Regions from separate parts of the Homo sapiens genome. Here region 2 is linked to region 1. Evidence: chromatin loops called from intact Hi-C (ENCODE). Cell type or tissue: transverse colon. All regions are shown on one strand. Each heading gives the region's core, and the rest is flanking DNA. Links, peaks and the distances in the headings are about the cores only.

Region 1 (16,646 bases), core at 5,491-13,490:
CCACAGGGCAGCACTTGTGGATAGGAGAAACTCACCATTTGAATCTGCAGCAGGAGGGACAGAGGACAGAGTAATGGCCAGGCTCTGGGTGGGAGGTGGCAGGGGGAGAAGTGGTGCAGATTAAGATGACAAATGCCAGAATCTAGCAGCAGTGTTCTGAATACTCTCCACTGGAGTATTGGAAAACAGGGAGGCTCCAGCAAGGGCAGAAGGTCATCCTGGCCCCAGGAATGTGGCCAAACCTTAGTCTCATGAGAAATGGGAAAGTATGGAGAAAATATGGACTAGGGTAGATAAGCCATCTTTATAAGTACAGCCACCATTGGCACCATGCAATATAGGCCCACATAGCTTTGGGACTGGTAGTTGAAGTTCTGAGTGGGAGATCAGGAAGGAACTGTCCAAACCCCTAATGGAGTCTAACTGAGGGAGAAAGCCCACCCAGGAGGAAGCAGGAGGCCAGCAGCAGGACTCTATAGCTCCCACCCTATTCACAGAGCCTGGTGGATATCTTCTGACCATAGCACTTTATAGACAACCCAGTAGAAGATATTGAAGATGAGGAAAGTGAAAGGGAAGACAGCCCGGGAGATGGTGTCAATTCTCTTGGCTCAGTCCACGTAGAGTTTCCGCGTGGTTTCTCCTTCCCTTAGAAGAGGGGCTGGAGGTTGGGGACTATAAATGCCAGAACCTTCCATTGGACCTCCATCTCTTGCCTGCAGGCAGTGGCCCAAGCCATAGCCACGGAAATAGAAACGACTTTCTTGGATGATATCTTCCTCCTGGAATTACAAGGAAGAAACGGCAGAATTTGAGGTCAAAGCTCAAAGGCAGAGGGATAGAGAACAGACCACCCATCAATATCTCATAGGGAATGTTATGCAGACAAGGTGCCTTGGGTACACAGGCCCATTGCATGCTTTTTATGGTCACAACACTACTCATGAGATAGATGTATGCTAAGCAGCTCTACGTGCTATATATAGTGTATGTCATGATTCCATGGCAGATAGGCTCTAAGCTACCCATGTAAAATGCAAAACATCATTTAGAGTTATCTAAAATCCAGTGAAGTGCCGGCCACTGTGAGAGGACATCTCAATGTCAAGTTATCTCTGACTGGTAATAAACAAAACAACAAAACTATTAGATAGTGAAGTTGAGATATTCAGTCTTAGTAAACTTGACTTTAATGACTTTCAAAAGCTTCAGAATTCATTCCCCTTTTGAATCGTATCTTTTAAAATTTATCTCAACTTAAAACTGAAAATTCCAAAAGTTTTAAATAACCCAATGAGTTATCCAAATTAGGATAAACACATGCCCAGTGAGGGGTAAATTTTATATAAGCACTAAGTAATGCGGCAGACTGCCAAAAGTCCATTTTCCAATAGTTAGCTGACAACCTTTAGTAGCTAAACGCAGCTAGGAGCCAGGAAGTAGGGACAGAAAGATAAAGTTGAGAGAGAAAGAGAGCAAGAGAGAGCGAGAGAGAGAGAGAGAGAGAGAGAGAGAGAACCAAAACCTCTGAGTGTCAATAGAGAGAGCTTTACTTATATGAGGCCCTCAGGCCCCCATTCACAGCCTATTTAGTCTTATTTTATATGCAACCCTAACAAGCCTAATTTTATTTACTTCTAAAGGACAGGGTTGAGAAATGCTTCCTTCAAAGATGGTGGTAATTTCTTAAAGTATTCATGGTTTTAGAGTCAAAGTTTCAGGTATCTAAGAAATCACCTGAAGTGCAATGGCCTCTTGGAGGACGATGCAAACTGTCATCTCGGTTTGTCCAGAACGGAAGGTGTTCCTAAGACTTGGGTCTTTCAGGGCTGAAACTGGGGAAGTGCAAGGCAAATCAGGAAGAGCTGGTCATCCTGTGGCTACCTGAGGTATTTATTATAAGTTATAAGAAAAAAATATGTGTATATTGTATAGGTATGACATAGATATATACAAAATGTGGATAAAGTAGATTTTAAACACTCTGTCTCTCTCAGTTAGAGGGACACCACAGGGTCTTTATCGTGGGACCTCTGCAGCTATGGCAACACACTGAAAAGTGGCTTTGCCAGGCACGGTGGCTCACACCTGTAATCCCAACACTTTGAGAGGCCGAAGCTGGCGGATCACGAAGTCAGGAGTTCGAGACCAGCCTGACCAATATGGTGAAACCTCTTCTCTACTAAAAATACAAAAATTAGTCAGGCGTGGTGGCGGGCACCTGTAATCCCAGCTACTCAGTAGGCTGAGGCAGGAGAATCGCTTGAACCCACGAGGCGGAGGTTGCAGTGAGCAGAGATTGCGCTATTGCACTCTAGCCTGGGTGACAGAGCGAGACTCCATCTCAAAAAAAAAAAAAGAAAAAGAAAAAAAAAAAGAAAAGTGGCTTTGTGTATGAGATGTTGGTGTTGTAGGTCCTAGTAACCCTTGATAATGACATGACTAGAAACTGACCTGTCATCATAAAGACAGGCCTTGGTTCACCTCACATGTACTCTGTAATTCATTTTTACACTATTCTGACAAAGGAGGTTGTGCTGGACCCATTTTCGAGGTGAAGAACCAGAGGCAAACAAAATATTTTGCAATAATTTTAAAATGAGGGGAGTAAGTAAAATGGTTTTCTCCTTTGATTTCCAGTTCAGGGTCCCTCAGATGACCCTGTTGCCCAGTACTCACCCTGATCCCCTGAGCCCTACCCTGGCTAGAGGATGTAAGCAAAGGATGTTGGCAAAAAAGCTCTGAGGGGGAAAGTTGGATCCAACTGCTATTTCTGTTTCTATAGATCTAATTATTTTCCCTTTTCTCCAATCATAATAAATCTAAAGGGAGTTATTTGGACACATTTCCCAGGCTGGAAAAAGCCATTTCACACAGGAGAGAAAATATGGCCAACAGAGTAAGCTGGTCTTGGCTTTTTGTGACTTTAACATACTGCACCTGTTGTAGCTGGAGGAGCAAAGATGAATGGCTTGAAATCCAGGGGTGGGGCATCCTGCATTTGGGTATTCTCTATTTAGGCCAAATTCTGAGGGGTGTTTGTGTGTGGGGTGTGTGTGTGTGTGTGTGTGTGCTGGAAAGGAACATTGGAGCCTTAAATACCACTTTGTGGCTTACATGCCTATTAAAATAGAACTTTTTTTCCCCTGGCTATCTATAGGGGAGAAGGACTGAGAAGCTAGAGAGGGAAGATATCTCAAAACCACGCTAAGGAGGGAATGCACAGTGTAGGAGGTAAAGTGTGGAGATGGGAAAGAGTGATTTGTATTGAAGTGAGAGGGGCTAGAAAAAAAGGGATTAGAGAATGGGGAATGAAGAGGGTGCTGGAGGATGAAGAGAGGTGGGCAGGGTTCTGGGACCAAGCCCTTGAGAGGACTGGGCAGTATTTTGAAATTTCTTCCAGTTATCAAGTTATTCTATTGATCATGGCAAAGCTTTTGCTCTGTCCAGTTTGAAAGACAGTCCTCTCCAATCAGCCTGTAAAAGTTGGTGAGCTGGGTTACATGACTGCTGTGTCCAGAGCCTGGTGCTAAGGCCTGCTGAGGAGATGAAAAAGAGCTTCCCTTTCCTGGGGAAGCTTATGGACTAGCCGGGAAGACAGTGTAGGATTGCATGGGTAAAAAGTAAACCACTTTAGGCAGTGACATGAAAGGGGGCCACCATGCTATGGAGTTGTTGGTTGAGGAGAGAGTTGAGAAGAAAAGATGTGAATGGCTGGCTGGTTCCTAGAACACTCCTAACTGACTCTTGGCTAAGGGTTCCCTGGAGATCACATGGATTTTCTCCCTGCCCTCTCAGACTGAAGAATTCTTTTTCCCTAGCTGGAGCAGTAGGGCCCGGACAGAGGTTCTAGAAATGGATGAACTCTCCAACAATTTTTTCAGCCTGCTTGGTGCCTCCAAAATACCTGCTACAGGTCCTGGGATAACAGTGACTTTAGAAGACTCAAAAAAGGACATGACGAATGGCACGGGTTTGATTTTCAGTTTTATTCACGTTAATAATAATAATAATTCACGTTAAAAAAAGCCTCAGCCCACTTTTAGGCAGGCCCCAGAGTCCTAAGCAAGGCCCAGGCTGCTGTTGTAACTTTGTAATAATTGAGCACTGGTCATGACAGACTCCATTATGAGCTCAGGATCAGCCTATATATATGAGCAGGAGGGGACAGGCTGCAGGCAGTTGCGGGTTGCAGGAGTTCAGGAAAGGAGGTGGGACTAGAGTCAACCTGGAATAGCTCTACAGTAACAATGGCAGCCTTTTTGTTGCTGGGACATCCATACAGGCAACTTAGCTGGTGAAAGGACTCTGGATTGGTTGGCAGTCTGCTTTTTTTTTTCCAAGGTAGGCATTGAGAAGGCACCAAGATCAAAACTCCTATAAAGATAAGATCTTGGTACCTGCAGGCAGATTTGTTCGACACAGCTAAAGAGGGGGTGGGGACAGTTAGCTTAGAAAATGGAGTGTCCTGGCCGGGCGCGGGGGCTCACGCCTGTAATCTCAGCACTTTGCGAGGCCGAGGCGGGCGGATCACGAGGTCAGGATATCGAGACCATCCTGGCTAACACGGTGAAACCCTGTCTCTACTAAAAATACAGAAAATTAGCCGGGCGTGGTGGCGGGCGCCTGTAGTCCCAGCTACTCAGGAGGCTGACGCAGGAGAATGGCGTGAACCCGGGAGGCGGAGCTTGCAGTGAGCCCAGATCACGCCACTGCACTACAGCCTGGGCGACAGAGCGAGACTCCGTCTCAAAAAAAAAAAAAAAAAGAAAAAAGAAAATGGAGTGTCCTTTTTTCTTGCCCTTCTGCTAGGTGTATACACATATTTTTCTAACCCTTGGTATGGGTTAGGAAATGCTTTTAGGTTTCTTGAAGAATGAGTCCTACTCGAGGACATGTAGTTGTGGATTAGTCCACTAGAGGGCGTACTGCCCAGGGACCAACTAAAGGACTAAAGGGTAGGGACTGATAAATTCAAACCACTAGATGAGACAGGAGCCCTGCCCTCAGCAGAAAGGAACCTTAGCAAGGGACATGAAACCAAGGAGGTAGTTTGTGAGATATTTTTAGTGCGGACATACGGTAGGGGTGCCCCTGGAGCAGCTGAGGTGGGAGGTGGTGTGTTGAGGAGAGAACATTCCTTGTGCTAGTGTGGCCCAGACAAGCTAGAGTCAGGATTTTAAGAGTGGGTTCACAGCATTGTTTCCCATCCCCCAGAGGTCATTATGCTCTTGCCTCTCTGGCTTTAGAGCCTCCAGATTAGACAGAAAACATGGAGTCAGAGCTGAAGACAGACCAGAACTCTGTGTCTCTAATGGTTAAGCAACCAGTATGTAGCTCAGTTAAGCCTTTCAGCTTTGCTCATAATTGGACACTTGCTTCTGTGAGGCTGGCCCAGGCACCTCTGTTGTCATGACAACTTACCTAGCACCTATTGTCTGGGCAATTGGGGGTAAACTGCCTCTGTTGTCATGACGACAAGATTTCTTTTATATTTCCCCAGGTGATCACTTTACTGTAGAAGAAATGAGGTTAACAGAAAAGAGTGAGGGAGAACAACAACTCAAGCCCAACAACTCTAATGCACCCAATGAAGATCAAGAAGAAGAAATCCAACAGTCAGAACAGGCAAGTGGTGGTTTCTCAATTCCAACTTAGTTATGGGGGTCCTCTTATAATGCTCCCCTAGAAAGACACCAATGCCTGATTGTTGAATTCTTAACCACCAATTAGTGTATGACAACCTGGGCTACCTTCCTCCCGGTTGTGGGGGAGCAATTACTACTCAAAGCAATCTCTTTTTATTTATTTATTTATTTACTTATTTTTTGAGATGGAGTCTCACTCTGTTGCCCAGGCTGGAGTGCAGTGGTGTGATCTCAGCTCACTGCCAGCTTCAAGTGATTCTCCTGCCTCAGCCTCCTGAGTAGCTGGGATTACAGGTGCCCACCACCACACCGGCTAATTTTTGTATTTTTAGTAGAGACAGGGTTTCACCATGTTGGTCAGGCTGGTCTCGAACTCCTAACCTTGTGATCCACCCGCCTTGGCCTCCCAAAGTGCTGGGATTACAGGCGTGAGCCCCCGTGCCTGGCAAAGCAATCTCTTATTAGCTAACTTGGTAAGGTTCTACTACTAGCTAACATATCTTCAGTGCTTATTCTATGTCAAGCAGTGTGCCCATGCCCTTAATCAATCTACTATACTGACTTACAGAATCAAAGAGATTAAAGTAATCAAAGAGATTAAAATCAAAGAGATTAAAGTAATCAAAGAGATTAAAGTAATCAAAGAGATTAAAGTACTTAGCTTAACAGTGACCAGCTTAGTACTAGAATCCAGGTTTCTTTCTTTCTTTCTTTCTTTTTTTTTTTTGAGAAGGAGTTTTGCTCTTGTTGACCAGGCTGGAGTGCAATGGCTCAATCTCGGCTCACCGCAAACTCCGCCTCCTGGGTTCAAGCGATTCTCCTGCCTCAGCCTCACAAGTAGCTGGGATTACAGGCATGCGCTACCACGCCCGGCTAATTTTGTATTTTTAGTAGAGACAGGGCTTCTCCATGTTGATCAGGCAGGTCTCGAACTCCCGACCACAGGTGATCCGCCCACCTCGGCCTCCCAAAGTGCTGGGATTACAGGCGTGAGCCACTGCGCCCTTATGAATCCAGGGTTTCTGATTGCCTATCTAGTCCTTGCAGCCCTGGGGTGGGTCTTGGTTTGTGGGGAGGCGGAGTAGGGAGGAAGGAGTCCAAAGGAGAAAGGCAGTGGGCCGCTCCCTAGTTGTACTCACCAAGCGTTGGCGCCTCTGCCTTCTTCGAAGTCGTATGAATTCTTTATGCTGACGAGAAACAAAATTTATGGCAGCATACTCCAGCAAGGCAGCGAACACAAAGAGCAGACACACAGCCATCCAGATGTCGATTGCCTTCACGTAGGACACCTACAACATCCAGCGACAGAACGATCAACCTTCTTGAAGTCCTTCCGTGGCCTACTGAGTGGATTTTCAACCCCTATCGATTGCCTGCTCTTTTTGAGCTTTATCCTGAATTTCTTCTGGTGTTTAAAGAAGCCTTCCATGACATATCCCATTGTCTGAAAGCCCAGATGGAAAAGATCGGACTGCCCATCATACTCCACCTCTTCGCACTCTCCACCCTCTACTTCTACAAGTTTTTCCTTCCTACAATTCTTTCCCTTTCTTTCTTTATTCTTCTTGTACTTCTGCTTCTGCTTTTTATTATTGTCTTCATTCTGATCTTCTTCTGATTCTTTTGTTTCAATAAACAGCAATGAGCATGAACACTGCATTTGTCTTCCCTCTGTTATCTCCTAGGGTCCTCACAGCCTCAGTGGTAATTGGTCAGGCAGCGTTCACAATTCCGATGTGAGACACATGAGGACACTTAAGGCCCAGAGCAGATGGTCTTAGCCAAGATTACCCAGTGAGAAGGTGGCACTAGGACCTGAGGGTTCTGGGCTTTCAATTCAGTGGCATTGCCATTTACTTAGGCTGTGGTCTCACTGACAAACTAGGAGTTCCTTCCTTTCCCTCCTCCACCCCTGTTCTTCCCTTGGTCCTGTGGTTTTCCTTGTTGCTCTTTTGGAAAGGCTCTGCTGATGAATTTAGCTCAGTAGTAAGCTGGGGCCTCATCTCTCACCCTGGAGAGAACAGGGCAGGGATACTGAGGGAACACCACCCACCCCTTTAAGGATGCTTCGCTAGTTGCAAGATGTGGTTGGCATCCACCTATCCAGTCCTTTGTACTCTCCTCTCACTGCTTTCCTTGGCAGCCTCTAAGTACTTTTGTCTCCCACTTTCTGGCCTCTTCCAGGCATTGCAGCTGGATGGGGCCAGGAGTGGGGGACAGAGCTCAGGTTTAGACCTTTTCATCTTCTCAACCAAATTACCTGCTACTTAGTTTTGAGCTGCTGAGCTTACCACATAGCGCACCCCAGCAAGAACAGAATTTCGGACAGGCCACTTCTTTCATCAGCCACTGCTATGATGGGAAGTGAGGGTGCTGCAGACCCCAGGTAAGGAGCAAGTTTCACTGGATAAATAAATCCTCTGCTTCAATGATTCTTAACTGGGGACAACTCCGTCCCCCACCAGGTACATTGGGTAATATTTGGAGACATTTTTGGTGGCACAATTTTGAGGGAGGAGGTGGCTACAGACATCTAATGGGTACAGGCCAGGGATGCTGCTAAACATCCTACAGTTCACAGCTCCCTGCCTGGCCTTCAACACACAGACACGCACACACACAAGCACACATACAGACACATACAGACACACACAGACACACATACAGACATGCACACACACACATGCACACACACAACAAAGAATTATCTGGCCCCGAATGGCAAGAGTGCTAAGGGTGAAAAACCCTGCTCTAACTCTTTTAGGGCAATGTCACTGAGATGGTGGCAGTGGGTTACTAGACAACCCTGATGAAGCATCCTTTGGTGTCTCTACTTTGCCACTTACTAAGAGGGCATCCTATTTCATTCACCATCCCTCAGTCCCACAGTGCTCCCAAGGATATCAAATACCTGCTATTAAGATCAATAATGAGGTAATTACTCATTATTATAAAGAGATGGCCATGAAGGTCCTTAGACCATCAAAGAAAAAGACACTTTAAGCACTAGGAAGAAAGTCCTGTTAATGATAAGTGTGTCAATAATACATCTTAGAAATCTCGGCCGGGCGCTGTGGCTCATGCCTGTAATCCCAGCACTTTGGGAGTCCAAGAGGCAGATCACTTGAGCCCAGGGGTTCAAGATCAGCCTGGCCAACATAGCCAAACCCTGTCTCTACTAAAAACACAAAAAATTAGCTGGGTGTGGTGGCGCATGCTTGTAATCCCAGCTACTAGGGAGGCTGAGGTGGGAGAATTGCTTGAACCCGGGAGGCAGAGGTTGCAATGAGCTGAGATCGTGTCACTGCACTCCAGCCTGGGTGACAGAGCAAGACTCTGTCTAAAAAACAAAACCAAACAAACAAACAAAAAAACAAAAACAAAAACTCAGGAATCTGTCCACTCGCTATCCTAGCACATCTGAAGGGTTGCAAGTTTTCTGAATGGTCTCCTTGCATCTACTCTTGCCACCTCCAATCTGTTCTCCAAACAGTAGCCAGAGTTGTTTTCAAAATGTAAATCTGATTATATCACTCCCCTTTATGATCCTTCAGTGGTTCTCCATTACCCTTACGATACAGTCTTTGCTCCCCTTATCATGATATCTAGCCTTTGCCTACCTGTTCAGTTTCATCACACCCCTTGTAATCTGCTGTGGTGAACTATTTCAGTAGTTTCCCAAAGAGCCAATCTCCTCTAACCTTTCTCTCATTTACCTGGATAACTTTTACTCATCCTTCAGCTCTCATTTTAGATACCACATCCCCTGGGAAGCCTTCCCTAATCATCCCAGTCTGTGTCGGTTGTCCTGCTGTATGTGCTCAGGTTACCTACAACTTCTTAGCATCCATCACATACCTGGCCATTCCCTCCACTAGACTGTGAGCTCTTCGATGGCATGGACTGTTTCTATCTCGATCACTGTTCTGCTTCCAATGCCTAGCTGAGTTTCTGGACTATAGTAAATATTTTTTTGAATGAATGAACAGATAGATGGTTTAGCAACATGTGATGTGTATATCTGCTGGCTTCTGCTTGCTCTCTACCCTCCTTACCACTACCTGCCCCAATAGCTGTAGGCCATTTAGATGATAGGATCTAGATAGAAGTGGCTCCTTCCCTGCTGCAACTTTAGGTCTAATCTCCTAGCCTCTGGAATAAATTTCCATTTAGTCCTTCCATTCTGCTTTGAGCTCCCTGCAGTTGAGGGGATCAAAGTCCTGGCAAAGAGATGGTAATCAGTGCCTTTGGTGGCACCATAAAGGCAAAGTAACAGTTGTTTCTTGGGAACATGAGGAATGGCCACTCCAATCTAGTTCCCTTACAAAGTAAGCCCCTACCACTCTCATTCTGGACACTAGAGTTGTATTAGGGGTGTGAGACTGGTGTGACTTTTGGAAGCCCCTGGCCTGACCTCATGGGCACCCACCAAACTTAATGTTGCACAAACTCAAGAGTGAGCAGACAGTCCCTGGCTTACTGAGTCCCTTGCTCTGAGGGGCTGGTTAATGAGGCTATTTAGTTCAGGGTGCAGGCCTGGATATTTTGCTTACTGGCCAATGAGGCCATGAAGAACTCATTAAAATCTGACAAGAAGGTACCAAATGCTGCAAACAACCCTCAAACAAAGACTTTTTTTTTTTTCCAAATAAGGAAACTAAGTGATTCCTGGGAGCAGATGGATTATGTTCACTCACAGGAGGGAACCAGAAAAGGAAGTTCTCTTGGCAAGAATAAGGCATAAATTGCAGTACCTCCCTGCTTTAGAGATGAATCACCTTGCATGGCAGAGGCAATAAACTAGGGCAGGGTTCTTAGGTCTGAACTACTTTTCTGCTTCTGGTCTCCTTACAACATCATTATCAAAACACGACCATCACAGCCTGGTCTGGCCGTGTAGCCCTTGCCTAAGTCCAGCCTGCCTCTCAGAGCCTTGCCAATATCCCTGTCCATCTAGGAAACACATTTACAGAAAATGATCTCTAACAACGTTTCCCGGGACATGTGATTCTGATCTGAGTTTTGTCACCATTTATCCCTATAGGGTTTTGGATCACCTCAAAGGGTTTCTGACAACTCAAAAATAATTAGGGACAACACCAGCTGCTTTAGCCCCAGATTCATCACTCAGTTTTTTCAACGTTGACACCTGATAATTATAACAATAGTTAACATTTATTGAGCGGTTATTATGTGCCAAACACTGTCCTGTGTGTTAATACATTATATTTTGCAATAACCCTATGGAACTGGTAATATTCTTTTTTTTTTTCTCTCTCGAGACAGAGTCTTGCTCTGTTGCCCAGGCTGGAGTGCAGTGGTGCGATCTCAGCTCACTGCAACCTCTGCCTCCCAGGTTCAAGTGGTTCTTCTGTCTCAGCCTCCCGAGAGCTGGGATTATAGGCACACGCCACCATACCCAGCTAATTTTTTTGTATTCTTAGTAGAGATGGGGTTTCACCATGTTGGCCAGGCTGGTCTCGAACTCTTGGCCTCGTGATCCGCCTGCCTTAGCCTCCCAAAGTGCTGGGATCACAGGCCTGAGCCACTGCTCCCAGCAGGAACTGGTAATATTCTTATTCCCATGTTATAGGCAAGATGATTGAGAGGTTAAGGAATTTACCTAAGGTAAATTATTAGTAGATGATGAGCCTGGGAGACAAACCCAAATCTGTCTGACCCCAATCTCCTACTCCTAATCACTAGCTCCCCAACCCCCGCCATGTAGCAAATTCATAAATTCACCATGGATGTCTGAAATTACCTGCCGTGTAAGCCCGCAGTAAAAAGTCTTCTTAGGAACAAGCACTGAGAGATGGGAGATCACAGGGCCTGGTTCCCAACAAATCAGTGCAAGAGGGAATATGTTCATTGTAAGATCCACAAGGAACTGTGTTGCTTTTGCTTCCTGTTATTTTTCCATGACAAAGTTCAGTGGCTGGTACATAGTACATGCTCAATAAATATTTATTGAATGAATAAATGGCCTTGTTCCCTGATTCGTTCAGAGCCTTGCTGACTGTAAGGACTTTGAGGTGACCTCTAAATTCCCTACATGAAGACATGAGGCAGGGAGAATCTGTGCCCAGTCCCATCAGCACAAATCTTCCTGCGTAATCAAAACATCACTGGGCCCAGACAACTGGAGTTCACTGACTTTAATTGCTATTTTCTACCTCAATTTTCTCATCCCAAAAGAAAGGATAATATCTCTAGAGCGCTTTGTGATAGTTTCTAATTTCTGATACAGTAAGATGACAGAAATTGGTTCAAAACTCTGATATTGTTTTGGTTGTTTCTTATAAGGCATGATCTTAAGAAGGTTATTTTACCACTCTGGGCTGTATTCTCCTCATTTGTATTATGAGGCAGTAGGACTTTCTACTTGCTGAGGATCTTTTGACCTTGGACATGCTAGTATTTCCTGAAGAGAGTCAAAGTAAGGCACTGTCTCTCCTCATTCCCTAGCCAGATAGTATCCCTAACCCCAGCCTCCACATTGTCAACAATGTTATTAGCAGTATATTACAGGGAGAGAGAATGCAGGACACCAGCTTTTGCCCAGTGGGTCTTCTCAACCTTAAATCCAAGGTAAATGGTGAGCAGGAGGGCACATTGGGATGAATGGGAAATGGGGTACTCTATGGCAAGCAAGTTCCCTTGCATGTCTCTTCACCTTAGGCAAAGAGGCCCGGGAGCCAGAGCTCTGGGTGGTCATGGTGAGCACGGTGGTGATGCCCAGGCCCACACGGGCAGGGGCAGCATCCATGTTGATCCAGAAGGAGACCCAGGACAGGATGACGATGAGTAGGCTGGGGATGTACATCTGAATCAGATAGTAGCCCATCTGCCGTTCCAGGTGAAACTTTACCTCGATGCAGGTGAATTTCCCTGCAAGGAGAGAGGTGAGGTGTCAGGCCCCAGGTACCCAGCCTGTAGCTGAGCCTGAGGGGATTAGGACAGGATTAGGGCAGCCCTCTACTGACCAGCCTCTGGGCACCTCAGCTGGGCCCATGAATGAGCCTTTCATAATGGCCCCAGGTAATGCCAGATGTACGTACTAAGGAAGCTCTCAGAGCGACCATCAAAGACTTGGCCTTTGGCTCCCAGCACTTTCATTTCCAGCGGAAGGCCTTTCACGTGACTGCACAGCAAGAGGATAAGGAGCAGGAGGGCTCCAGAGTCAGACTGCCTGGGTTTGAATCCTGAACCTTCCACTGTGTGACTTTGGGCAAAACACCCAAGCGTTTTGAGCTTCAGTTTCCTTGCCTGTAAAACAGAGTAGTGATACCAACTGCATCACTGGGCTATTGGAAAAATTAAACAAGATAATGTATTTGAGGTGTTTGACACATAGGTAGCTGTTACTATTGTTATCATTATTAACAAAACAATTAGCTTAGACTCCACTTAGATCTCAGGGGCCATGCTTGTGCTTGCTAGTGCCCCAGAAGCTCTCTAGCAACAACAATTCACTGGGATAAACACTGCTTGTGTCTTAAGCAAGTGAGAAGAGCCGGATAGCAAACATCTGAAAACAGTGCCCAACAGAGACCAGCTCCAGACAGCGGGGAGCAGGTTCCCATAGAGCATCAGGCTGCAACATTCTATTCTACCAACAAAAAGTGCATTGGCCCAGGCACACCGACCAATGCTCCACCTCCTTTGCCAGACTTCACTTTACTCTGCTTTCCAGGGCCCTAGGGCTAAGAAAATACTAACGCAGAGCTTCTCTTGGAAGCAGAGGCTCAGGATAATCCAAGCAAGAAGGAGAAGATGCATATATTGTTATTTTATTCTGGCCTAGGTCTAGTCTTATCAGGCCTACTTGTTTCTTCAAAGTCAGTGATGTTGTCAATGACTGATTATGGCTTTGACACATTGTATGATGCTGTGACCTCTTACTGTTCCCTGAATCCACCTCACTTCATCCCACCCTGGGATTCTTGCCGTGACATGCCTTTATTAGGTACCTATACTTTCTTTCCTTTCTTTCCTTCTTCTTCTTCTTTTTTTTGCAATAGCAGTTTTGTTTTTAATTCCAAAATTAAAACTTGTTTAGTATAGAAAAAATAAGAAGTAGAGAAGGAATAATAATATTCATAAGCTTACATTTATCAAACCCTTACTAAGGGACCTGACTTTACCTCATTTAATCCTATAGCAACTCTTTGGGGCAAGTAAAATTATTATCTCTCATATTACAGATAGGAATACGGAGGCATGAAGAGATTAAATTATATTTCTCAAGGGCGCTCAACTAGTAAATGATGGAGCCAGAATCCAAACTCAGCTCTATCTGCCTCCAAAGTTCTTGCTCTTATCTGTTGTATCACATTACTTTAGAGACATTTAGTGCTATTTCCACCTAAGGTTTTTAAATGCATGCTTTTGGTTTGTTTCTTTTACCATAATATAATCATTCTGTATTTATACCTCCGAATCTTACCTTTTTTCACTCCTACTTTCCCACATTGATATAAGCACCTTGTAACCATTCCTTTTAATGTCTGCATACTAGTCCACCAAGCAGACGCACATGTAATTTTCTTAACCTCTGCCCTATTGGTGGATATTTAAAACAGTTCCAAGTTTTTGCTAATATAAACAGCCACCCAGGAGCCCCCTTGGGGTCTAAGGCCAATGCAGTATTTTGGAATATTTCCATATAATACATTTCAAGGAGTAGGATTCCTGGATAAATAAGTAGAAACACAATTTTAGCTTCTAGACTAAAGTTTCTCAAAGCATGTTTGCTGGACCACCTGCACCACAATCCTCAGGATGCTTGTTAAAATGCAGATTTCTAGGCATCACTCCAAGTACAGGTAACCATAATCAGAATCTCTGAGAGGTAGAGCCCAGGAGGCAACATTTTAATAGACTCCCCAGGGGAATATAGTGCACACCAAAGTTTGAAAACCACTGATCTATATACAAATTGCCAACTTTTTTACTCCAAAAAGTTTATATCAATTTTCATTCCCCCTTGCATTTTCTAAATTCAATGGCCTTTTCCTCTTCCCACTCCCCACACCCCCACATACATGCACACACATATTCATGGGGCAGCACCCAAAACATATCAGCCCACCATGGAAGGGACCCGGGATCTCCCCTCTTCAGGCTGCTGCCTCTATTTCAGGGTCAGAGCTCCGCGCAGACAAATTGTCAGGGAAAATGTGGAGCCAGCAACTCTTACAGAAGCTGCAGGGGGGCAGATGCTCAGCCTGGGAAAGCAGCCCTTCTCCACTTCTTAGCTGACATTTCACACCTGGGAAGTTCCTGAGAGCTGGCAGTGGTAGCGACAGTGGGAGGTGTGGACTGTAAGCTGGCCACTGCCCTCAGGCTTGTTCCCTCTGGGTTCAGCATAGTCACTCCCTATTACCAGATGTGGATTCCCCGCTTCCACACAAAGTTGACCCCAGGAAAAGTGGGAAACTGTCCACCCACTGTCATTTGCTCTGCAGCATGCGACAGGAACAAGAACACAGACTTTGGAGTTAGAAGGCTTGGATTTAAATTCTAAATCTGCCATTTACTAGCTGTGCGACTTGGACACTTGATTTAACTAACTTCTTAGAACCTCAGTTTTCCCTTTCTGAAAAATGGTATTTATAGTTGCTGTCACAAATAAATAAGTTATATGAAGCACCTGGCCCCATATCTGACATAGATTGAACCTTCGATAGAGGCCAGCTGCCTTGTCCCCTTGCCTCACATCTGAAGGTTCTCCTGTGGCTCACAGCCAATAAAGATCCTGGTTTTTACCTGTGTTGTAGTGCTTGGTACAACAGCCTAGATCCTTCTCATCCCGCAAGATAAACTGGGGCAGAGTCAGCCCCTCAGCCACTTGGACAGCAGGAGCATCTTCCAGCCACTCAAACACGAGGTCTTTCATGGTGTAGCCAACTGAAAGTGACAGAGATGGCAGAGGGCTGCAGAGTATGGATGCTGGGTGGGGGTAGGGGTAGGATCAGAACAGGCAGGAGAGAACAGGTGAGGAGTAAGGTCTGGGGTTTAGGAGCTTCATGCTCATTATGGAAAGGAAAACTTTTCTGGAGAGGACACTTGGTCAGTTGTCTCATGGGCCCATCCTGAGTGGGCAGGTAAATCAGGAAGATTACAGACTCCTCTCCTACCCTGTTCTCAAGCTTGAGAAAAGCCCAAAGAGAAATTATTCTGACAGACCTAGAAAGCAGGTCAAGAGGGTTGGAAAGATGTCAAGGAACACAGCTGGGAGCCTCCTGCCATATCTCAAGCCGAGGGGAGTAAGCATGTGTACCGAACACATGTCTTAAGCTGAGCTAGCCTCAGAGCCAGGACTTCTGCCACATCACCTCAGGGAGGAGACAGCTATTTATATCCTGCCAGTCATGCATGGGACAATGTGCATACCATAGATCCTAGCCAGGGCCTTGAGTTGGGGCAAATTTAAAGCTAATGTCTGAACATGTCAAGTTATTCACACATACATAGCAGTTCATGAGGGCTCATGCCACGTATATGACCATATTTGCACATGTCAGGTAGAGATGGGAGCAGAAACACCAAGGCTCACAGACATCCAGTGTTGGGCCTTGACCCAGAGTAGCTCTGTGACTTTGGGTAAGTCGCTTCCCCTTCTGTAAAATGGGAATTATAGTAGCTGCTCTCCCCACTATTCAGCGTTGCCATGAAGGGATATTGAGAGCCTGGATGTGAAAGTGGTTTAAGAACTCTAAAGAGCTGACCACATAGGACACATTCTATTCATCACAGTTATTTTATGCTGGAAACAGCCTTATAAGCCTTCTTCTGTGAACATCTAGTGGATGGCTCCAGATCTAACAGTCTCTCCTGACCCAGGAGATGAGGAGGGAGTGGAAATAAGTGATGACCCAACCTTGTCATCCTTGGTTCCTCTGCACTTTGGGCAGCCCCTCCAGGCTGGCACCCCTGCCACAGAGGAGCCCTTGGCTGACCTCTTCATTCTAGGCACTGTCTTGTGCCTAGAAC
Region 2 (16,646 bases), core at 2,518-10,517, 82 kb after region 1:
TTTACTTAGCAATGTTATCTTGGTGTGTTAAGAGTTAGGTTTAACATAAAGGTTATTTTCTCCTGATATAGATCACATAACAGAATGCACCAGTCATCAGCTATTCAGTTGGTAAGCTTCCAGGAAAAAGGACAGGCAGAAAGAGTTTGAGACCTGAATAGCTCCCAGATTTCAGTCTTTTCCTGTTTTTGTTAACTTTGGGTTAAAAAAAAAAAAAGTCTGATTGGTTTTAATTGAAGGAAAGATTTGTACTACAGTTCTTTTGTTGTAAAGAGTTGTGTTGTTCTTTTCCCCCAAAGTGGTTTCAGCAATATTTAAGGAGATGTAAGAGCTTTACAAAAAGACACTTGATACTTGTTTTCAAACCAGTATACAAGATAAGCTTCCAGGCTGCATAGAAGGAGGAGAGGGAAAATGTTTTGTAAGAAACCAATCAAGATAAAGGACAGTGAAGTAATCCGTACCTTGTGTTTTGTTTTGATTTAATAACATAACAAATAACCAACCCTTCCCTGAAAACCTCACATGCATACATACACATATATACACACACAAAGAGAGTTAATCAACTGAAAGTGTTTCCTTCATTTCTGATATAGAATTGCAATTTTAACACACATAAAGGATAAACTTTTAGAAACTTATCTTACAAAGTGTATTTTATAAAATTAAAGAAAATAAAATTAAGAATGTTCTCAATCAAACATCGTGTCCTTTGAGTGAATTGTTCTATTTGACTTCACAATAGAAACTTAATAATCGTACCTTGTTCAAGGAGATCATTCATTTTTCAGCTCATCCAAGTCATTCTCATAACATTTCTCTGAAATAAATAGTATATGAATAGATTACTTCTACTTTTATAGTTGAAGACACTAAGAAATAGAAGCAAAGTAATTTGCCCAAAGAAATCCAGTAAGTACATGTCTGAGCTTGTGTTAAAACGCAGATATTGAAACCAATTTATTGCCTACTTAAAGGTTTCTTTTCTCTTCGAAGTTGGGTTTCAGAATGTTCAGAGTCAACTATGGTTACTTTTTCAATACCTTAGTGGTGCCCCAGTCCCCGGTGCATTTAGATTTAAGTTATTGTTACCTTCTCTTTAAATTGTTTGGATATTCCAGTAATGATCCCTTAGTAATTCATACGTGACTAATATTTAGTTTTATTTGGATAGTACTGGATGGAAGGTTTAGTACTTAAAGGACAGAGCAGGTATGGAAAGGGCAACGTAAATGTAAACAGGCTGTGGCAGGGCAGTACTAAAATAAATTAGTGACACCTACCACCCTGGATGGCCAGCCTACTAGCCCACCGGGGACATAGCATTAAAGCCCTTTCACAACCCTAGGTTAGAATTTGGCACCCTTGGACAGCACTCTGATGACCAGCTTAAAGAAAGCTGTCTTAAAATCATTTCATTGCCCCATAGTTGCAGCTGGCAAATGACTGGAGAGAAAGGAATCTTTAGCTGGAGGGATGACAAGTCAGTCATCAGTTAAGGAGCTCCATTCAAAAGCAGTTTCAATTTAATTTCCTGATTTCTGCTTAACCACAATTAATATTCTGCAAGCGAGTCTGGTTGAACGACTTTAAGACATAAAGAATAAAAATATGACAGGGACTTATTTTAAGACACTGCAAACAAGGACACAGCACCATATTTTGGAGAATTGATTCAGGGTTCTACAGAGTGATTGTATTTTTGCCTCAGAGGAACCGAAAGCCAGTTCCCAAGAAAGCTATGTTTTCCATCTGCCCTTATTTGGCTCTGCCTCTGGGATGAATCTATAGATGGAGTTTCTAGGCTCTCAGAAGCTGAGAGCATCTCCAGTCTATCAATTGAACCCATTGTTCTTAGCTCTCCCACACACCATAAACCTCCTTTTTTCTAACTGAAAGAGCTCTCTTTGTGCTGAGATCAGCCGAAGATCAAGATGCAGCAGTATAAACAAGAAACATTTTCTTACAGCACCAGTTGTATTGCTTTTCCTATCTTCAGGGTCAGTACTGAGTGCAGTTATGCAGGACGTGGAAGCTGCAGCTTTGTCCAGAGCAACATTTGTTCATTCCTTAATTCGTTCTGTGAACATTCATTGAGAAACTACTAAGTATTGTGTTAAACCCCAGGAAGTTCAAGTTTGGGGGCAGTGTGGGTAGAAAGGTGATCAAGACCAGATCTTACACTCAAGGATCTCTCTCAGATTCAGCCATAGCAGACAGGTCTTCCACGGTAAACTGGAGTGGAGGCAAGGAGTGTGCAAAAGGCAGTCTGATCGGCTGACTCCAGTGGGCATCTGAATTCTCCCCTCAGTATGTGGGAGGGGTGGGTGTTAAGGGCCTTGACTTCACGTGGCTCTGGGTTTTTAGGGCATGGATACAAACAAAACTTCAATTTAGAGTCCTGACAACTTGTGACTTGCTCTTTCTGTGTCACCCTGCTTCTTGCCTTACATGTGACAGCATTTATGCACACACTGGCTCAATGCATGTGCGTGCTTCCACCCACTCAATCATTTGGGGAGTCAGAGGGCACATGAATCAAGATTGATATAAACACAAGCTATTCAGTCTGGCCTTTTGTCTCTATCCAGGCTAAGTCTGAGAAGCCAAGGAAGGGTAATGTAAGATATAACATATCAAAACTGCACTTGTATCCCCTAAATTTATACAACAACAACAAAAAAGATACCAAGTCCTTCTCTGTTTGGATTTCCTTAACTGTGAACACAGGTAGTGTGGCTATTTTGACATTAACAGTTAACTTCATGAATATTAAGTAACAAATAAAAGAAATACTCATTATTATATTTACGAAATCAATACTTGGCCATTCCTACATCAATAAGCAGGTAAGGACTTCAAGTCAATATTTATATATTGGGAAAGATTTTCCTCGTTCACTCACTTGTTTGAAAGACGCAAACATACTCTTCATTATATTTGTTGTCCCACAAAGTTTGGTGTCTATGTGCTCCTGTTCTGAGACTCCTTGAATTGATTGACTTTATTCTAAAGGAAAATATCAGATAAGGTAATGAGTGTTTTACTGATTATGGATCAGTCCAAAGAAATCCAGTCTTAACATTTTACTCAAACTCTCAAAAAATATTTATTTGATAAATTATCTGTGCCAAGTATTATGCAAAGTGTTTGTGGTATAGCAGTTAATAAAAGAGATACAGTCTCAGCCCTCATGGAGCTCAACTAAAGACAGAAAGGGGTAGGCAGGGAGACAGGGAGCATGGTGAAGAATGAGGCTAACATCCTTCCACAGAAACAGTGGAAAAGATAGAATCAGGGAGAAACTTGCACAGTCCCATGAGAAACAAAGAGTCATGTTAAAAAAAAAAAAGATATAGACATGTAAGTCTGTATTTAGATAAATGCAATGGTATTTAAGATTGAAAAACATTAAATAGGCTTGGACTGTTTTGCCCCCCAATGTGGAAAGTCACCCAGCTCTAGGTTCCAAAGGAACTAGCTTCATGGATCTTCTATATATTATGTGAAACCCTATCTTTCAAGCATCAAAGGGGCAAAATACAAAGCTGATTCTGAGGGTTACAATATTAAAACCAAACAAGCCAACTGATATCTGAAAGTGTATAGATGGTTTTAATTCTAGTTGATGATGAATTCACATGTAGACCAACTTTAAAAAACAACAGGGAAATGTGGCTCTTGCAATCAAAGCTTCCTTCCATGTCCCCAACATGTACCAGATAGAAATTTGGTGAAATCTCATTTGACTTAAAATATTAAATCAGCCCACATTATCCAAAAAAAAGTGAAGAGAAACATAAAAATTATCCTATATGCAGATGATATTATCACAAGTGAACAGAAACACACAAATTATCCTATACGCAGATGATATTATCACAAGCTCAGAGTGGTCTTAGCAAACAAATGGCTCAGCTAATTACTGCTAGGAAGAAAGTATACATATCAGCTTTCCTAAAAAAAAAATTTGTCATTTTCAGTAGATGTTCCTACCTTCCTGTTGGTGAATAGTGTGAATAATTCCATAAAGCAGGTACCTCAGGATATATTCTGCAGCTGGCTTATCTGAAAGGACAAAAGTAAATTACATTTCTCAAAGCCAGGTAATATATGGGTGCTTATGGAATTTCTGCACATGTGTTGTTGTTTGTTTGTCTTTAATAGCTTAGCGGGTTACAACTACTTTAAAATATTTCCAGGTTAAAAAATTTTAAGTCATGCTTTATGCCCTATTTGTCTTGGTGTTAAAGAAGATTCAAAATAATTGTCTGGGCAGGGCATGGTGGCTCATGCCTGTAATCCCAGCACTTTGGGAGGCCAAAGAGGGCATATCACTTGAGCTTGAGGTCAGGAGTTCAAGACCAGTCTGGCCAACATTGCAAAACTAAAAATACAAAAATTAGCCAGGCGTGGTGGTTCAAGCCTATAATTCCAGCTACTCAGGAGGCTGAGGAACAAGAATGCTTGAGCCTGGGAGGCAGAGGTTGCAGTGTGCCGAGATTGTGCCACTGCACTCCAGTCTGGGCAACAGAGGGAGACCCTGTCTCAGAAATAATAATAATAATAATTGCCTGAAGATAAACTTGGCCCGGACTGTAAGCAGCCTTGCCTCCAACAATAATAGCTGCACTTTATCAAGCACTGTATCTGCAAAGTACTTTACACATCTCATTTTATCCTCACATCAGTCTTATGAGGCAGAAGCAACTATTATCCTTCAGTTCCATGCTGGAGCATGTGGCCTTGTTGGTCACATCAGTTTACACATGAGCATGTTAATCCTATCCTAGCTCAGCTGACTGGCAAAGCTGCAGAGATTAGCTGAATCCCGGTATTTGTCAGGGAGCAGAACCACTATCATTGTAGCTCAGTATAGTGAACAAAAGTTCTCTGAAAAGGGGCCACAAAGCGAGACACCGCCTCTACAAAAAAAAAAAAAAAAAAAAAAAAAAAAAAGTACTCCAGCATGGTACCTAGTGCCTGTAGTCCCAACTACTCTGGAGGCTGAGGTGGGAGTATAGCTGTAGCCCCAGAGGCTGCGGGTGCAGTGAGCTGTGATTGCACCATTACACTCCGTCCTGGGCAACAGAGCGAGACCCTGTCTTGAATAAAAAATAAAACAAACAAAATTATTAAAAATAAAAAGGAATTTAGAGGAAAGAGACCTTTTTTTTTTTTTTTTTTGAAACAGGGTCTCACTCTGTTGCCCAGGCTATAGTGCAGTGGCACCGTCTCGGTTCACTACAGCCTTGACCTCCTGGGCTCAAGTGATCCTCTCACCTCAGCCTCCAGAGTAGCTGGGACTACAGGCGACTGCACCATGCTCAGTGCTAATTTAAAAAAAATTTTTTGTAGAGACGTGGTTTTGCCATGTTGCCCAGGCTGTCTCGAATTCCTGGCCCACCTCAGCCTCCCAAAGAGCTGGGATTACAGGCATGAGCCACTGCTCCCAGCCCCAAGGAAAGAGACTTTATTCCAGAGAACAGTTTGGACACCAGAGACACACAGCCTTAGGTGTAAAATGAAGGTGTGCTCCAGAGAGCAAAGCTAGGGTTATACTTTTACAGCAAAAGTTTATGCAAATGAAGTATTCAAACTCACCTAGTTCTGACTGGTTGATAGAACTGAGCCCTGATTGGTCAAGGCAACTGAGCCTGATTGGTTGAGGCAGCTAAGCCATGATTGGTCAAGGCAGATGATCTCAGATTGGTTGGTTCAGGTGAGCTCTGGAAGTCCCAAAGTTGAACAGAGGTGTGGGTTTTGGAGGAACTTGAGACCTCTGACCTATAGTTGGCAGATGGCCACTTGGCTCTATTTAAAATTTAGGCCCAGTTAGCCACTCAGGATCCATTTTGGAGCACTGCCTATTTCAGGTTCACATTTGTCATAGTACCTGCCAAAAACTCCATTGAGAGAAGCAGTGGTTAAGGGGGGATAACCTGAAGGAAGTGTACTCCATTCATTCCCCAGTCATCTCCAAATATTTTTTATTGTGCAATACTATGAGTAAAACATGTTGGAGCCCACATCCCCCCGCCATGACCTTGCTGCTCTAAGTGTGGTCTTAGAACAAGGAGCATCAGGATCACCCGGGAGCTAGTTAGAAATGCAGAATCTCAGCCTGATCTACACCCACTGAATCAGAAACTGCACTTTAACAAGATCCCAGGACGATTTGTATACATATTAAAATTTGAGCAGATTTGCTGTGTGTCATTATATAAAATGTACTGAAATATATATTAAACATATGCTTTAAATATTGACATTATATTCATGTACTGCTGTTCTAATATACACATTACAAAGCATGGAAAACAACATTTAAAAGTATAAGATAAATATGAAGTAATATTTTAAAATATGTTTTATTTGATAATATATACTTACACAATTTATATCTTATTTGAAACATGATATTATTAATATTTTAGTGAGAACAATGTGACTGAATATGCCTCATTAATTTTGAAATCATGGTTTAACATTTTAGAATACTGAGTTCAGTTTAAACTGCCCTTGGCTCGAATGGATGTTATAGCTGAAAATAATAACTTACAAAGATTCATAGATGTAAATGGATGCAGTATGACATTGGCAGTGTTCAATAAATTACGTTAAATTTTCAGCCTCACTTTGCAGTTATGCAAAGATTTTTGTTGAAATTTGACTATCAAATTTTCACTCTCCCTGCCATCATTTAGTGGCCCTTGCAAACTACAATTTTTTTTTTTTTTTTGAGATGGAGTCTCACTCTGTCACCCAGGCTGGAGTGTAGGGGTGCGATCTCGGCTCACTGCAACCTCCGCCTCCCAGGTTCAAACAATTCTCCTGCCTCAGTCTCCTGAGTAGCTAGGATTACAGGCATGCATCACCACACCCGGCTAATTTTTTATTTTTAGTAGAGACGGGGTTTCACCATGTTGGCCAGGCTGGTCTCAAACTCCCAATCTCGTGATTTGCCCGCCTCAGCCTCCCAAAGTGCTGGGATTACAAGCGTGAGCCACCGAGCCCGACCCAAACTAAAATATTTTTACAAATGAGTTCAAGCTATTAGAGTAGGTTGTTTTAGGCAAGTTAAACATGCCCTGTTACTTTAAATATATATATATATAATTTTATACTTTTAAGTGTTCTGTTTTTCATGCCTTATATGTGTATATTAGAACAGCAGTACATGAATATAATGTCAATATTTAAAGCATATGTTTAATATATATATTTTAATACATTTTATATAATTACACACAGCAAATCTGCTCAAATTTATATATATATATAGGGAAAAGAAGTGACACACATAGTTTTCAGCAGCAAAGTCACAAGCTGATGAAGGTATCTCCGCATATCTGTTTTCAAATTCTCTCTGTATGGCATATTTCCTTTGAAAGGCACTTACTTTCTCACTGATTGTTAAAAAGGCATATTTCCTTGACAAATCAGCAGAGTGAGAACACCAGAGTCAATCTTTTTAATATTTATTGATATTAGATATTAATAAAACTTTATTCTTATTTTAAGATTAAAAATTAGTACAAATACTAGTTCAAATGAATCATGTTGCAATCACCACAGAGTGCACACACATCTCACATTAGAGGTCATACTGTGTAGAAGTTTCTCCAAAACATTTTGAGGGTGGAAATCTCTTTCTAAGGTGATAAGTTTTTCAGGCCTCTACCATAACAGGTGGAGGGAATTACCCATTGGTTGAGAAAACATTTAAAATATACAACCAATTCAATAACGCTGTTTTAAAATTTTTTCTTACAGAAAATTTCAAACATACACAAAAGTAAAGAGAGTCCCTAAATGCAAAGAGCCTCATGCAACCATTACTCAGCTTCAGTAATGATCAATATTGAGTAACATTTTAAAATGAGTTTGTATTCTATTGATGTCCACACAGATGAAGACATATCATTCATTCATTTTACTGACAATCCTTGGTGTTCAGATGGATGCGGGGCGGGGGACTCCTTGCAGCAACACCTGCATTTTCTACTCTACCCCCAAGAGGACAGAGGACAAAGCTTGGGGATTGCTCTACTTTAGAGTCTAAAACATCTTCCTGATTTATGCCAGACCAATAGGTAGCAACATAATACTTGAATTGCTTCACAGTGGCCATCTTGGAATTATTTTTACTAAATTGCTCTGTTTTGTGATGTCAGTGACCTGTATTAAGGACCATTTTTTAAAAGCCGTCCTATGCAACAGTGGCTATGTTTACTATGGTCATGTTTTTGTGGGTGTCATTCATTATACTATATTTATCCAGAAGGCTACAGGGGACATATTTCTCTACAGTCTAGTATCAAAACTAGTTGTGCTTTATTTGAGTGTTGAAGTAAGAGCAGACTGTTATTATGATTCCTGATGTGTTTTGGATTTCTTTTGGTGGGGGTGGGGGGCAGAACACATTCATTGCTTTAGTAATTTAATCTTGCTGAGTTGTTGAAACCAAGTGAAGTTTCCAAAACCACCTCTTACTTTGTTGGGTTCTTTTTCTTTCTCTTTCCCCTCTCTTTTCTGTGGAAGTGTGAAAGGTGGTCAGAATTGAAAGAAGAAAGAAAACAGTTCTAGGTCTCTTCTTCCCTCACCCTCATTTCAAACTCTAGAATTCAGAAAACCGTAAAACACTGGACTTAGATGTGGTTTTGTCAGTAAGTTAATAGATGGATTCAAGTATGGTGAATTAACATCTTCTCTCAATCAGATCTGTATACTCCAGCCCTAATAAGAACTCTAAGCTCTTTACTCATTTTAATGTATCTGCGTGAGAGACCTTGTCTGGCAAAAACTTGGAGAAATAGGTATAAATTTGACTTGAAATGGCTCCATGTCAAAAGCTTTTACCTTCACAGGTAAGAAAGGCTTTTGATATCGTTCACTATCTTTTTTCCCCACAGTAAAAGCCTAGGGTAGCTCATTTCCAGGGCTGTTTTCAACATGCTGGGACAACTCCAATTGTTTCAAAGAGTATTAGGAAAATGATACAAATAAGACTTTAATGCAGTTCAATTTTAAATGCATATACCATACACCTTTAGGAAAAAAGAATGAGATAAACTAAAATAAAAGAAGTGATAGTTTTCAATTCTAAAGTATTTGGGGATTATTGCTTTAAAACAGGGTTACCAACAAGCATAGATCCATTGTAAGCTCTGCCTCATTCTCTCCCCTTCTGTCTTCCTGGGCTTACAGTGGAGTATGATGATGTCTCCAGGACTAGGTTTCCTGTTACCGTGGACACTCATGACCCCTCCTCCACAGTGTTCCAGCACCCCATTCTCCTAGTCTGAGTACCCACCTTGTTTACCATTTATAGTAGGGTTGTCCCCACTTCAGATCACTTTACACTTATTGCTCCAATCCCCTCCTAGGAGTGTGGCTCCTAGGCTCCTATCATTTGGTCCCACCACTTTCCCAGGTATACTGTTCCTGCCAAGTGGTGACAGGCCTCCTAAAGACCACGGCCTGATGTTCTCTAGGTTTGTTTGTCATTGGGCCTAGCATCTGCACTCTGTCCACCTTACTGAGTGTGAATAAATTATTGTTTCACCAGAAGATCCTGAGATCCTGGAACTGACAACCTGGGAATCTAACAATGGCAAACAATATGACTTTGATTATGTACCAGCATTGTTGTTTGTACTTTGCAGATATTAACTCATAAAAGCCTCATAACAGTCCAGAGATGAGCACTATTATTATCATCATTCTAATTTTAAAGATGAAGCAACTGAGGCACAGATAGGTTAACTGCGTTACCCAAAGTTACAGGCTGGTAAGTGGTAGAACTATGTTTTAAACTTAGGTAGTCACATTCCAGAGTCTCTTTACTTAACCACTGCTCTATGGTTCTCCCAGCACAGGGATACATCCTATCACAGGGGAGGAAGTCTTTAAAATGAAAGAAAACATTTTATATAACAAACTTTCCTGTTTGTTGTCCTGGGAGAGGGGCATGTCAAGGACAAAATGAGATTAATGAGAACAGAACACTGAGGGCCAGAACAGGCTAATCAGAACTTGGAACACCTAGTCTCTACCATGAGGGGAGTCAATGCCACTGTGCAACTTATGTAACCACTAAATACAGAACAAATTTTATCAAGAAATTAACAGTTAAAAAGTACATAATACATAAACACCAGTGGATAACTTACGAAGATACCAGCATGTTTAAGGACAATATTAAATGGATCGAAGTGGGTGCCTGAGGTGAGAGAGGAAAATAGGGGTAGGGATGATAGAAGAAGAAAGAGAGAGAGAGAGAGAAAGAGAGAGAGAGACAGAGAGAGAGAGAGAAAAAAAGGGAGAGAGACAGAGAGAGAGAGAGAGAGAGAGGCGGGGGTGAAGATAGAGAGAGAGGGACCTTGCCTGAAATGATAATGAAAATATACTAAGAACTCAGAAATACGATCAACTCAATTCTCAGCCACCTGAGGTTCAAATTAAACAAACAAATGATTGACCTGGAATGGCATCCTTTGCTCTTGAGGGCACTGATAATTTTTCTAGTTGGATACATAGAGTTTCTGATACATATTAAGGGTAAGCAGGACTACAGTTTAGGAAGTGGCTACATAGGAATGAACCTTGATGTAGCCTTTGCTTTACTGGGAAATGACTAGGTTATTCTTTGCCTCTGCTTTTCTTTGCAGTTACATGTGAAAATAAACTCATATCACCAGCTATCAGTGTATGATAGGTTACTTTTTTACAACTTTATGGTTATATAATTCATATACAATTGACCCATTTAAAGTGTGCAATCCAATGAGTTTTATTAATAGTATGCTCACAGAGTTGTGCAACTATGACCACAACCAATCTTAGAACATTTTCATCACCCCCAAATGAAGATCCATACCCACTAGCAATGTTTCCCTATTCTTTCACCCTCACACCCCCAACACTAGGCAATCACTAATCCACCTTCTGTCTCTGTGGATTTGTCTGTTCTGGGCAGTTCATATAAATAGCATCATATACTATGTGGTCTTTTGTGACTGGCTTACTTCCTTTAACATAATATTTTTGAGGTTCATTCATGTTGTAGCATGTATCAGTACTTTGTTCCATTTTATTGTCAAATAATATATATTTCAATTGCTGAATAATATATATTCGATTGCATGGGTATGACACATTTTGTTTATCTATTCTTCAGTTAATGAGCATTTGGGGTTTATCTGTTTCTTTGCTGTTATAATAGTGCTGCAACAAACATTCCTGTACAAGTTTTTGTGTGAACATATGTTTTCAATTCTAATGGATTTATGCCTAGGAGTAGAATTGCTGAGACATATGATAATTTTATGTTTAACTTTTTGAGGAACTGTCAGACTGTTTTCCATAGTGGCTGCAACATTCTACATTTCCAATAACAATGTATGAAGGTTGTAATTTCTCCACATCCTTGTCAACACTTGTTATTATCTGGCTTTTTAATTATAGCCATCCTACTGGGTATGAAGTGAAATCTCATTATGGTTTTGTTTTGCATTTCCCTGATGACTAATGATGTTAAACATCTTTTCATGTACTTATGGTCCATTTGTATATCTTTAGAGAAATGTCTATGAGATATTTTGCCAATTTTAAAATTATTTGTCTATTATTGTGTTATGAGTACTTTACATATTTTTATTTACTTATTTATTTTTGAGACTGAGTCTCGCTCTGTCGCCCAGGCTGGAGTGCAGTGGCATGATCTCAGCTCACTGCAGCCTCCGACTCCCTGGTTCAGGTAATTCTCCTGCCTCAGCTTCCTGAGTAGATGGGATTACATGCACATGCCATCAGGCCAGCTAATTTTTGTATTTTTAGTAGAGACGGAGTTTTACCATGTTGGCCAGGATGGCCTCCATCTCCTCATCTCGTGATCCACCCGCCTCAGACTCCCAAAGTGCTGGGATTACAGGCGTGAGCCACCGCGTTTGGCCTACTTTACATATTTTAGCTACCAGTTCCTTGTCAGATACATGATTTTCAAATATTTTCTCCCATTCTTTGTGTTGTCTTAACTTTCTTGATGGTGGCTTTGAAGCAAAAAAGTATTTAACTTAGATGAAGTCAAATTTATCTATTTTTTCTTTTGTCGCTCTTGTTTTTGCTATCATATCTAAGAAATCATTGCCTAATCTAAGGTCACACAGATTTTTACCTATGTTTTCTTCTAAGAGTTTTATAGTTTTAACACTTACCTTTACATCTATAATTCATTTTGAGTTAATTTTTGTTTATACTGTGAGGCAGGAGTCCAATTTCATTGTTTTCCATGTGGATATTCAGGCATCCCAGCACATTTGTTGAAAAGATTATTCTTTCCCCCATTAAATTATCCTGGCAGTCTTTTTGAAAATAGATTCATCATAAATGTAAGGGTTTATTTCTTGGTTCTCAATTCTATCCCATTGACCTATGTGTCTATTATTATGTCATTATTACACTGTCTTGATTACTGTAGTTTTGTAGTAAGTTTTGAAATCAACAAATGTGAGTCCTCCAACTTTATTCTTTTCCGAGTTTGTATTAGCTATTCTGAGCTCTTTGCACTTCCATATCAATTTCAACATCAATTTCAGCATCAGCTTGTCAGTTTTTGCAAACAAAACAAGACAAAACAAAACAGCTTGGATTTTGCCAGGGATTATATTGATTCTATAGATCAATTTGGGGAATATTGCCACCTTAACAATATTGAGCCTTTCAATTCATGAAAACAGAACACCTTTCCGTTTATTTAGGTCTTGTTTAACTTATTTCAATGAAGTTTTGTCATTTTCTGTGTACAACTCTTGCACTTTTTTGTCAATTTTTTTCTAAGTATTTTTGATGCTATTATAAATGAAATTATATTTTTAATTTTCTTTTTGGATTGCTTATTGCTAGTGTATAGAAATATGACTGATTTTTGTGTGTTGATCTTGTGTCCCGCTGAACTCATTTATTAGCTCTAATAGATTTTTGGGGCTTCTTTACAATTTTTTAATATATAAAATCACATCATCTGTGAATAGAGATTATCTTACATCTTCCTTTCCACTTTGGAGGCCTCTTGTATATTGCTTCTGCCTAATTGACCTGGTTAGAACTTCCATTACAATGTTAAATAAAAGTGGAAAGAGTGAACATCTTGTCTTTTTCTTGATCATAGAAGGAAAGCTTGCAGTCTTTCCCCATTAAGTAGAATGTTAACTGCAGATTTTTCATAAGTGCCCTTTATGAGGTTAAGGAAATTCCCTGTATTCCTAGTCTGTTGAGTGTTTTCTTTTATCAAGAAAGGGTGTTCAATTTTGTCATCTATTAAGATGATGATACATTTTTTACCCTTATTCTAATAATATGGTGTATTCTATTGACTGGCTTTCATATGTGAACCAGGTTTGCATTTCTGGGATAAGTCCTAGTTGGTCATGGTGTATGATCCTTTTTATATGTTGCCTGACTCAGTTTTCTACTACTTTATTGAGGATGTTTGCATCTATATTTGTGAAGGTTGTTGGTCTGTATTTTTCTTTTCTCGTTTTCTCTTTTACCTGGCTTTGGTATCAGGAGAGTAATGGTCTCATAGAATGAGTTGGGAAATGTTCCCTCTATTTTTGGAAGAATTTGTGAAGAACTGGTGTAAAAGCCTGGTGGAATTCACCAGTTAAGCTGTCTGGTCCTGGACTTTGTGGGAGGTTTTTCTCATTATTAATTTAATCTCTAAAATTTTCTGTTTCTTCTTCAGTCAGGCTTGGCAGTGTGTGCCTTTCTAGAAATGTGTTTATTTCATTTAAATTATTTAATTTGTTTACTAGGTTTTTTTAAAAATAATTTTCTTTATAATTAAAAAAATTCTTTAAGGTGATACTTTATTTCTGATTTTTGTAAGTCAACTCTTGTCTCTTTTCTTGGTAGGTCTAGCTAAATTTTGTTGATCTTTTCAAAGAACCAACTTTTGATTTTGTTGATTTTCTCTATTGCTTTTCTATTCTCTATTTCATTTGTTTACCTCTAATCTTTTTGTTTGATTGCTTTTGAGAAACAGGGTCTCACTCTGTCACCCAGGCTAGAGTACAATGGTGCAATCAGAGCTCACTGAAACCTTGAACTTCTGGACTCAAGTGATTTTTTCACCTTAGCCTCCCAAGTAGCTGGGATTACAAGTGTGACTCACTGCACCCAGCTCTAATCTTTGTTATTTACTTCTTTCTGCTTGCTTTGGATTTAGTTTACTCTTCTTTTCCTAGTTTTAAGATGAAAAGTTGGTTATTGATTTGAGATCTTTCTTCCTTTTAAATATAGGTACTTACAGATACAGTATAAATTTCCTCTAAGCACTGCTTTTCCTGTATCCGGTAAGTTTAGTCAGGTTGTAATTTCATTTTTATTCATCTCAAGGTATTTTCTAATTTTTCATGTGATTTATCCTTTTATCTATTGGTTATTTAGGTGGGTGTTAATTTCCACATATTTGTGAATTTCCCAAATTTCCTTCAGTTGTTGATTTCTAATTTCGTTGTACCATGATCAGAGAATATTCTTTAGATAATGTAAATCTTTTAAAGTTTATTGAGACTTTTGTTATGGCTTAACATATAATCTATCCTGGAGAATGTTCATTCTGCACTGGAGAAGAATATGTATACTGCTGTTTGGGGGTAGAGTTTTCTGTAGATGCCTGTTAGGTCTGGTTGGTATATAGTGTTATTCAAGTCCTTTCTTAGTTGTTTAGTTGCCTAGTTTTTCTACTCATTATTTCAAGTAAGATATTGAAGTCTTTAACTATTATTATTGTTGAATTGTCCATTTCTCCCTTCCATTCTATCAGCTTTTTGCATTATGTATTTTGAGGCTCTATTGTTAGGTGCATATATGGGATAGATTTTTGAAGGTTGTTCAACTTGTTTACCCAAGGTGATAAAAGAATGTACTCAGACCGCAGAAGAGATTTAACCAGATCTCTTCATGTTAGTCTCAAGGCTAAGATGGAAAAACATTGACTATTTGATAATATAGTTATGTGGGCCTTAGCAAATAAGTTCCTGAGGAAGGAAAAGTTAAAAGATGGGGCAGGGAGGGGGCGGTCCTCGTGGCCCAAAGCCTGCCTTATCTTCCACATGCCAGGACATAGGCTGTCACTAGATTCCATGCTGGTGGGAAGAGCAGCTCATGGTTGCATTTTACTCTTTGATGTTCCAAACACTCCTAAAACGAGATATTTTAAGAGAGAAATGAACAAATGAGAGTTTGCTTTGAAGTGCTCAGAAACCAAAGAATCATTCTAGACTCTTCCTTCATGAGTCATACCTAGTTCTGTCAGTCCTACCTTTTTCCTCTTATTATAACTGAAACCTGAATGATTGAAACAGCCTCATCTCTGCTCCTCCTACCCCTCTTCTAGCCCCAAGTCTGATCTATCTCCTCACTGCCGTCAGACTACTCTTTAAAAAGGCAATTCTGATCTCCAATCACTTTTCTGTTTAAAACTTTTTACTGAAAGCAAGCACAGTCAGTGATTTCTGTGGGGCTTTCCTCCTCTTCACCTCTCTCTACTGCTGTCACCCCAGCCCCCACTCCTCCCATAATAAGAAGCAGACCCTCCCTGCCTTTCCCACTGTCAAGGGACTCTTCTCTGAAAGAATAACATTCCCTGGGCTTCTTCACTGAATTATTCATCTTTGCTGCCTTGGTATGGCAAAACTTCTCATTAAAAGCCCTGGTTGGGAGTGACCTACTCAGCCCAGCCCTCACAACTAGACAGAGAGAAGCCAAGGGGAGGAAGAGATGCAGTGGCAGGGGTGGGAGGCTCCCCCAAAGGGCTGTGACAGGGAGTCCCCAAAACCCAGGGACTTGGGAAGCTGAATGGCACCTCTAGAGACTCATGGCCCTGGGGTGACCATGGTGCTCATCTGGGCTGTCATCTTTCTCCACAGCTGTGGTCAAACCCAGAGGCCTGTTTCCACCATTGATTCCCAGTCCTGGAATCTTCTGAGCACTGAGCAGTCATAGAAAATCCAGTCATGGGATGGAAGAGACCTCAGCTGTGTAAAATGGGACGAGTTATCCCTATTGTACCTTGAGTGACTGAGGCCATGTCAGGAGGAGAGCCAGAGTGGGGGAGAGAAGACTGCATTTCTAGTTCTAGCTCTGGTATTAACTGGCTGTGTGACCCCAGGGATATTGCCTGCCTTCTCTTTGAGTCTTTGTTTGCTAGTACACAGAAGGCAACACACATGCTGATGCCATGAAGACCATGGGCTCTGCTGCCAGGCTGCAGGCCTCTGTTTCTTCCAAGATATGTAACCTTGAAAAACCATTTAGCTTGACAAAGCCTTAGTCTCCTCATCTGTAAAATGGGGGCAACAACAGTACCTACCTCAGACGATTGTTGAAAATGCACATAAAGCACTCAGCACATGGCCTTAATAAACACCCAATAAATGTCAGCTACTGGTCTCTCATCAGAGAGCCTCGTTCTCCAGAACTTGGTTTGTTGAGCCGTAAACTGTCAGGTCTGTCTTTCTGGAAGGAATGTGACATTCTGGCCATATCGTCTCCCAGAAGAGGCTGTTTGCAGGTAGCCTGAGCCATCCCTTCAGAATATGTTTAGATCGATACACATCACACGTGATGCCATGCAA

What was found. Peaks named below come from ENCODE experiments on the same cell type or tissue, not always from the same donor. Only the 100,000 strongest peaks of a DNase experiment are listed, where the experiment ranks them.
Region 2: it touches region 1 in a loop (5-fold over the local background); 3 of 110 quality-filtered maps call a loop at or near these places.

Annotation. Positions count from the first base shown.
Region 1 is chrX:103,706,733-103,723,378 of GRCh38, forward strand. TMEM31 (transmembrane protein 31) reads left to right here and starts at 4,177. Exons shown (of 3, transcript NM_182541.2): 1 at 4,177-4,344; 2 at 5,504-5,628; 3 at 6,862-7,300. The coding sequence starts at 5,527. The coding sequence ends at 7,266. It also overlaps the pseudogene GLRA4. In transverse colon, for the core only: no CTCF peak of the experiment used is centred there; a DNase peak (open chromatin) is centred at 10,479; H3K27ac peaks cover 2,225 bases.
Region 2 is chrX:103,791,916-103,808,561 of GRCh38, forward strand. It overlaps PLP1 (proteolipid protein 1), which reads left to right. Exons shown (of 7, transcript NM_000533.5): 7 at 1-704. It also overlaps a transcript of RAB9B not described here. Among named protein-coding and RNA genes, the nearest start is that of PLP1, 23 kb to the left of the region's middle. RefSeq lists an enhancer at 14,862-16,061. In transverse colon, for the core only: no CTCF peak of the experiment used is centred there; no DNase peak of the experiment used is centred there.